Regions from separate parts of the Homo sapiens genome. Here region 1 is linked to region 2. A link is an interaction called in ENCODE POLR2A ChIA-PET data of the cell type or tissue named here. Cell type or tissue: B cell. All regions are shown on one strand. Links, peaks and the distances in the headings refer to the core of each region. The heading gives the core; the rest is flanking DNA.

What was found. Peaks named below come from ENCODE experiments on the same cell type or tissue, not always from the same donor. Only the 100,000 strongest peaks of a DNase experiment are listed, where the experiment ranks them.
Region 1: POLR2A ChIA-PET joins it to region 2 with 7 read pairs; 7 of 35 experiments call an interaction of 5 or more read pairs at or near these places.

The regions. Positions count from the first base shown.
Region 1 is chr2:33,528,605-33,533,005 of GRCh38, reverse strand. The region is part of intron 10 of RASGRP3 (RAS guanyl releasing protein 3); the gene reads right to left. Among named protein-coding and RNA genes, the nearest start is that of RASGRP3-AS1, 39 kb to the left of the region's middle. RefSeq lists silencers at 2,077-2,156, 2,167-2,286. In B cell, for the core only: no CTCF peak of the experiment used is centred there; DNase peaks (open chromatin) are centred at 1,174, 2,095 and 2,975; H3K4me3 peaks cover 2,400 bases; H3K27ac peaks cover 4,000 bases.
Region 2 is chr2:33,586,727-33,591,127 of GRCh38, reverse strand. It overlaps FAM98A (family with sequence similarity 98 member A), which reads left to right. Exons shown (of 8, transcript NM_015475.5): 4 at 2,609-2,793; 5 at 3,808-3,888. Among named protein-coding and RNA genes, the nearest start is that of FAM98A, 10 kb to the left of the region's middle. In B cell, for the core only: no CTCF peak of the experiment used is centred there; no DNase peak of the experiment used is centred there; H3K27ac peaks cover 505 bases.

The DNA.
Region 1 (4,401 bases), core at 183-4,182, 58 kb after region 2:
AAAAGAAAGAAGGAGGAAGCCAGAGAAAACTCAGAGGCGAAGATGTTTTCAAAGATTCCTTTTCCTGTTCTACTTCCTTTAAAAATGAAGTTGGTGTCATAAAATTTCATTTTCAAATCATTCATTCAACAAATATTTATCAGTAATCTACTATGTGTCAGGGATTGTTCTAGTCACTGTTCTAGCAGCTGCTTGAATATAACATTTAAATTAAGGACTTCATAATCAGGTCACGTTTCTTTTACCTGCACTTTGTCACAAAGTTTTTTTTCTAAACAAAATAAAACCGACTTAACTGTAAAATCTCCCCAGTATCATTTCAAGATCATGACAATCCTGCTTACAAAGAAGAGACATCGTATTCACCTTCCCCTGAACAGTAATCACTCCCACCTCCCAGGCTCTGCCTTTTTACAGGAAAGGAAACATCCGCATGTCACAAACAAATGCCTTTGGGAGCCATACCATTATATAAAAGAGCCAAGTAGGATGCGTAAAAGGTACATTTTGATAGAAACGTCTTATTTGGAAAACAGAGTCTTTGCAGATGTAATTTATTTAGGGATCTTTCCCCTTAGCGCCACAATAAAAAAAAATGTGTGATGATAAGTGGGACCTGACACCACTCTCTGTTAGGGAAGTCACAGGGAGAGGTGCGGTTTGTGATGAACATCACTGCTCAGTGATGACAAATTGCTGTCAGCCTAACGTTGGACCTTGAGTTGCCAAGTCTTCTGATTTGTTAAGAGAAGCCAGAAATCTGGAGTTTTAGATAAACTATCCCAATTTTCAAACACTGGGAACTAACAACGACAAAAGTTTAGGATTCCGTATGGGCCAAATAAAATACATCAGCCGTGGGCAGTTGCCTACTATTTTGTAATTCCCACAACAGACAACTGTGCCAGGCTCTAAGCCTCATGAAAGTGGGCAGCACATCTGTCTTTTGCACCTCTGTACCCTGAGTCCCAGCTTGAAGCCTCGCACTGTGAAGGTTACATAAATAAAGAGAGAAAACCAAGTGACTCCTTCCTTCTGAATTCCCTGTTATCAGGAGTTAGTGCAGACTTGGAGGAGCATGTTCCCTTCCTCCTGACTCAGCTTCCAAGTCCTGTGATGACTGGCACCAGCATCTGCTGGAGATGAGATGACAGAAGCACTACCACAGCCAACCAAGAATCCAAATAAGCCACACAGTAAGGCAAGGAGATGCTCTCTCAAGAGAACCAGAACACCCTTGGGTATTTCCATGTGTCAAATGGATAACTGGCTCAGCGATGGAAATGTTTTGGTAGTCTCCAAATACTCACTCTCTGCTTATTAGTAGTGTGAGCCTGGGCATGCAGTTAACCTTCCTGAGTCTCAGTCTCCTGATCTGTGAAATGGGAATCATAAATAATAGCTGCCTCCAAGAACGATGGTGAAGATGAAATGAGCTAATGGGTGTCTGACTAAGGTTTGTTTAGAAGGTCACAAATGCAGGGTTTGGCTTCCAGTCAATGCACGAGTCAAATGCCACTGTGCTTATCCGTGAATGTAAAGCTGCCCTCGGGGTTACTCCTAGCATCTCTTCTTTCCCAGTCACGATTCTACTTCCTCTCTCAGATCTCCTCTGGGCTTTACGGACCTGCCCAAAGGGTGATCTGTTCTACTTTCTGCACAACGTTTTTATAATATGGGCTGCTCATCAATGGAATTTCAAGAACATTTGCTCTTGTCAAACATATTTTGAGCCTGGCTGTTTTTTTCTGACAAATGTTCTTATCCACTGTTTCAAGTTGTTGCATTTACCAACCTATCCTTTCAGCAAAGTTGGTTGCAGATTCAGTCTTCATTAGGATCTACATTGGCTTGACTGTTTATCATAAAATAAAACACACCTGGACATCAGACTGCCTCTACTCACCATTTTTGAAACTCTTCTTATTCTTCTTCTTCTTTTTTAAAAATGAGACTAAAATTAAAAATACAGGGGCTTTCCAGTTATTTGCATGTACTCAAAATGGTAAAAGTAACTGATAGGGCTAAAAATACCATGAAAAGATTCAAACTATTTCATACCCCACGCAACAGAAACATCAGCTTTTAAAACTCCTGGTTACGTGAATTGGGATGTAAGGCAAATGTCCTCTCCAGATATTCCCTGAAAGGAAGGAACAATACAAATCCCAACAGTTTGGTGGCGTGGTCCTCCTTCCCTCAACAGGCCTGGTGCCGTATTCAAGGGGCCAAGGATACAATGACAAAAATGACAAACATAGCCCCCACCCTCACAGATTTTGTCCTGTAATTACTTCCTTTACTGCACATCATGAAGAGGAGGAGAGAGCAGTATTAATTAATTTTTACAGATGTGAAATAAATGAGATGTCAGCAGTGTGCCCACATGAGAGAGCAAATGTCCATTTGAGGGGAACCCGGCCCAGGCTGGGATGCAGAAGTTTGCTCCCTGTCCTTTGTAAATCTCAGTTTCTTCTTTAGTTTAAAAAAAAAAAAAAAAAAAAAAAAGGAAGGGGCAGGGGTGATGTTACACTCACAGCCCTGCCCAGGCTGCATTGCAGGGTATGTGTGAGAATTTACTGAGGAAACGTATGTGAAAAGTGCTGTGAAAACTGTAATTAACTATTACAGAAAGTTAAAGCACTGCCCTACAGCCTACCACACGGAGTAGGCATTTCATAATTGTTGATGAACATAAGGGTTCTCTTTTTCTGTCCTCCAGGGCTGTCCATCATATACAGGCGACCTCAGCTGGAGCCATGTTTAGATGAAAACAATCACTTCAGGAGAAAATTTAGAGTCCTGAGGCAAAATGAATCACCCCTTCCAATGCTGGCATGTGGATGCCTTCGCATGCATTGGGGCAGCTGTGGTCAGCCATATGGGTCTAATCCAGATATGTGTGTGCTTCCTAAAATGGCCGCTGGGCTCTAGTGACCACAAGATGGAAGCCTCCTCAGTCCTCATGTTGAGGAGATTAATCCTCAGGAGTCAGGAAGAAGGAATGTATACTGCTATGCACTAAACTTTCTTCTTGGCTGTGGGGACAGAGAAAGGATCTTGACTGGAAGTTTGGTGACTCATACACAGGATTGTGCTATCGTGATGAGCTATTGGGCTGGTACTACAGAATCAAGTTGACTCTTGGTTCCTTATTCTTAAGGCTCCACTGGTTCTTACATCTAGAATCCTAGAAGTTTAGAGCTGGAAAAGACCTCACAAATGAGCATAAAACCCTTGTTTAAAAAAAGCCAAAGTCAAGGCTGTTAGCAAGGAGACAAAACCAAGCAACTGCTGAGGGAAGGCTGAAAGCAAGGTCTCACATCTAGGATTTTGCCACTACACTATGCTACCCAACACTGCAGTTACTAAATACAGTGCTTGATGGCTTCTAAGTTTTCCTTCAATATGAGACAGAGAGAGAAAGATTCCTCCCCAGCAAAAAGGAATTTTTTTCTTAGCCTTTATTTCTAGAGTTCAGATTTTTTTCATTTGTACTCCTGAATTTTTTTTTTTTTGAGATGGAGTCTCGCTCTGTCGCCCAGTGCAGTGGCACCATCTCGGCTCGCTGCAAGCTCCACCTCCCGGATTCACGCCATTCTTCTGCCTCAGCCTCCCAAATAGCTGGGACTACAGGCACCTGCCACCACGCCAAGCTAATTTTTTTGTATTTTTAGTAGAGATGGCGTTTCACCGTGTTAGCCAGGATGGTCTCGATCTCCTGACCTTGTGATCTGCCCGCCTTGGCCTCCCAAAGTGCTGGAATTACAGGCTTGAGCCACCACGCCCAGCCAGTACTCCTGAAATTTTATTGAAAATCCTTCAATATTCCTCTAAATATTTCTTTGTCATAACATTGCTTGTTTCATTTATAACTCAAATTAATTTCCCTACCCCATTATTATCTTTTAGCTCTATGAGAAATTGCCCAAGGGTAGGCACCTGCTCTCTGAAGTTATGCTTGACATCGTGGACAGCTTGGACACAGACACTGGAAGCCTAGGCTCCACATGGAGACTGGTCTGCAGACATCACCTGTGGCTGTAGGTCTGCAGTCTGACTGGGGCTGCAACTCTGATCACTTATTCATGGAAACAGATTTACATGGCAAATCATTAATAAATGCAGGTGCTTGGATTATTGTGAGTTGCGTTCCCTGCCCCCAGTAGAGAAAGTCTGTATATTTACTATTTGTCACAAAAACTCAACTTTAAGAGATCTGTGTTTCTGTGTGTTGGCCACTTCTGCTTTATTTGAAGGGTATAGCTGCATTATTGCCTACACTTAGGGGTTTATTCTTTGGTAAACAATTACATGGTCTAGGAACAGTTTGTGAGAAGGGCGAGAAACCACACTCCTATTCCAATGCAGCAGACCTAGGGGATTTAGGCTCTCAGAAAT
Region 2 (4,401 bases), core at 304-4,303:
GTCAAATGATTGTTATTGTGGGAATGTGCACGTAAGGTTAGGTGTTGCTTTAGATACTGATATTGCTGCTGGTAGTTCTTACATATTCATTTAATATTCTTCATATTGTACAATTTCTGTAACTGATTCAATAGCAGTATACTCAGCTGATTCTTCCTTTATAGCATTGCTTATCCTTTACCAATATTTGGCACTTAGAATATGTTATCTACATAGGAAGATAATAGCTGTGTGGAATGCTTACTAATGACCCTGAATAGCTAATTCTTCCAAAGAGCTCAGAGTTTGGCCTTTTTAGCACTGATACTTATACAAACCACTTGAATGTAAGTATAAAATGCCTTTCACACTTTTCTGTTTCTTAAGCAGACTTCAGTGAACATTATTTTGGACTCAGGGTCATAATTCTAGACTTTATTTTAATCTGCTATCATCACCTCAAATGCTTTTCAAGAATATACCACTATTTGCTCTTCAATTAAATGACTAAATCATCTAGAGGTCACTCACTTTTTATATTCTTCATACATACATATATACACACTGTTTCCCTCTTTATCTTTGCTTCTGCCGATTCTCCCTTTCTAAAATATTCTCCCCAGTTTGTAACCTCTCTTTCATTCTAGCATTTACCTACATGTACTCATTTTTGACTTGGTCTATGTAAATATTTCTCATCTTTTGAAGTATCAGTTGTCACATCTGGATGCTATAATTTTACTTTTCCAGCACCCTTACCTCACTAACTTGAATCTTTTATCACATTGTATTTTAGGGGGGAAAACAAACCAGCCTCATTAGAATTGTTGGAAAAATAGAATAGCCTTTGAGTGAGAGGCTGAAAAGCTCTCATGTATCAGATTAAGGACTCTGTTTGGCTCTTCATTGGCCTTTTATGGTTCTCAGAGTGTTGCCCTTACGTAAATTAAGTAAGATGTCTGAGTTCCTAATAGATGAAGAACTATTCATCTTTTATTTTTGCATATACTCTTTATTCCTAACTAGATTATCGGAAGAGGTCATCTTTTTGATGTTTTAAAAAATGTTATCTTCAGTGCCTTTCCCAGTGCTTTGAACATACTGATTACGATTAAAGTTTTTTCATGATAATTATATTGGTAACCTAATTTTGTGAATACCTGAACTATGTTATCCCAAATTTACAGAACCAATATATTAAATCATATAGTATATGATTTTCTAGAACAAGAGTTGGCAAACTTTTTCTAAAAGGGCCAGATAGTAAATATTTTTGGCTTTGTGGCCCTAAGTTCTCTGTCACAACTACATACCTTTGCTGTTACAGCATGAAAGCAGCCATAGACAATATATAAATGAGTGAGTGTGGCAGTGTCCTAATGAAACCTTATGTACAAAAACAGTGGTTGTTGTCTTAACAGTGGGGTTTTACTGTTTTGACGTTTTAACTCATAAATACAGTTTGCTGTATGGAACATGTTAAGATTTTACAGTGTCAAATCCATTTAGAATGACCTTTCCAGAAACTTAGCTGTATTTATTGTTTTAGAACAGGAGTTGGCAGCCTTTCAGAAATGATTTGCCAAAATTATGGCCTCTGTCCTTCTAGCATTACATTTTGGGTATAGGAAATTTGATACACAAGTTGACTTTTTTCTACTTCTAATAGGACCTGAGGGCCTTGAAAATATCTTTTCCCAAAACTGGTTTTGTTATATTGTCAGAAGAATCTCACTTTGTCACATAACCAGAAATCCTAAGATTCAAATGATTCTTAATCATCTTTTATAAAAATTGAAATGTCCTTGGGAATGTTAAAGGAATGAGATTGAATATTTATACCTTCAACTGAATTACCTGAAACAGATTGCAGCCCCCATTATACCAGGCTGAAATCAGCACACAAGGGGATGATACTGACACAAAGGGAACCATGCCAAAAAGTGCTTTGAAGGTTTTATGGTTGTTTTGAAGGGAATGGGGTGAGGAAAGTAGGGGGAAGGGAGTCCTGAGAAGAATATAGATGAAAGAGGGCTCTCTTTGATTAGCCAGAGGGCAACATAAGATTTGGAGACCATGGGAAAGGAGCTCTGGGGTGCCTTCCTGCTTCTCCTGTGAGTTAAGCTTTGACTTCTTATAAATGTTGTTTCACACCTCTTCTGGACAGGCTCCTAATTAATGGGAGACAAGAGAGCAAGGTAGTTGTGTCATTGATGCTCACAAGTAGTGAGAAGTTAAAAAAAAAAAATTAATTGTCATTAAAAATTGGTCACCTGCCTTCTTTTGCAAAATTTTTAACAGATGCCAACCCCTGTTCTGGAGGTTCCTTAATACCAGAATTCAAGATTCCAAATTTTTAGATGTTACTTACCTCGATCCTTCGGTTTCAAAGAGAATCGCTTATTTTAAAATTAACATTTAAACATTATATATCGCTTAAATAACTGAATTACATAACCAGTTTATTTCTTATTTCATTTGCAGGTAAAAGTAGTTTTTCTTTCTTGTTTTTATCCATTCTTGCAGCTTTAACAGTTACATATCAATAGGTCTATATAGTTGTGACTCCAGACTTATGACTATAACTATAGCTGTATCTCATTTTGAAATCTTATTTTGTTTACTTCAGCATACCTCATCTCAGAACTAGAAGCTGCCAGAATGCTCTGTGTGAATGCTCCTCCAAAAAAAGCTCAAGAAGGAGGCGGTAGTGAGGTCTTTCAAGAGTTGAAAGGCATATGTATTGCTCTAGGAATGTCCAAACCTCCAGCCAATATAACTATGTTCCAATTCTTCAGCGGGATTGAAAAAAAAGTAAGACCTTTAGTACCAAATTGTAGTGTATTAAAGGCATAGTCCTACATTTGTTTGAAATGAAGCAATTAATTTAATTTCTCTTAATGGGAACCTAATGTGCATATATTATTAAGTAATTGTTACGAAATGAGTTTTGGGTTTTAAATCCTAGATGCCTTAAAGATAAATTAGTATTTTAGTATTTTCCTAAAAACATGTTAGCATGTTTCTTTTTCAAAAAGGAAACTTTACACTGGTTTGTAAGCTAAAGTAAGCTAGATATAATGTAAAAAGGATTAAGATTTCAGTCCTTTTAAAAATTATTTTATCATTGAACTTTGATACAGTCAATTTAAGTTCTTTATCACTAAATGTTACCACCCTCCTCCCCATTGACTGGACAGAAAGGATATTAATATTTTTGTTTTTTAATCCAGTCACTTCAAACCTCATGCTTCAATTGACAAAATAGATTTGTTGACTGCTAACATAATCTAGTATGTGAAAAGAAATTAGAATTATTTTTATACCACACATTATCAGTTAAGATTTTCTATATAATTAATTAGGAACAAGCAATTTTAACAAAAATGAGTAGAAGAGAACGGTATTTGTTAAAGCACAGTTATTCCCTATACGCTTATCTGCTGGACTCTTAAGAATTGGTACATTTGCATTGTGGGGTAGACCAGCACCATGATGCACAAATTTGGCTGAACTCTACAGGGGAGCAGCAGTGTATCCATAGTCCATATTTTCCTGTGTGTTCATTCATCCATTCAGCAAATGTTCATTGAGTGCCTACTGTTGTCAGGCACTGTTCTAGGTGCAATGAAGGACTTCTGTAGGCGTGAGGAGTGGGACCAGTGAGTGTCTTTATCTTGTGGGTCTTTTACATTTGCATTTCAAAACATCCTCCACCTTTGCCTCTGTCAGGAATCTTCTTTTGATGGCAAGATATGATGGGAATTGGGAAGATGAGGATGTTTTACTTTTAGAGTTTTTATTCATTTATTTATGTTTTTGTGTCAGTTAAAGGAAACATTAGCAAAAGTTCCACCTAATCATGTGGGAAAGCCTTTACTGAAGAAGCCAATGGGACCAGCCCACTGGGTGAGTAGTAATCATCTTGAGTAAACTTTGTAAAGAACTATAGAGTTTATGATTTTCATGTCAACACTTACATTTTGTGCTTTTTAAATTATGTTTTCTTATACATAGTTTTCTAGTTGAACACCCTTAGAATCATTTTGTGAATCTCAGGATTTCTGCAGAATATTTTTATTTGTGTAAGATTAGAAGCACTTTTCTCATACTTTGTAAATATTTCACACAGCTGATAAAAGTAAACTGAAATTAAGTATGGTGCATGTTTCTCGTTGCCAAATGGATTGCCTTCAAGCCAAAAACTTCACTGGGCTGAGCTTCACACAGTAAATTATGGGAAAGATAAATAAGAATTGTGTACTTCACATACTCTTCATTATGTTTTGTGAATCAGCTTTTTGTCACCTATCATTTCATTAATTGTTAGTATATTATATGGAATAAGAACTTTTGACTGTTAAATGGCCGGGATCTCAGTTATGAATGACACAGACGTAGTTTTTGCCCTTTTGGGACAGA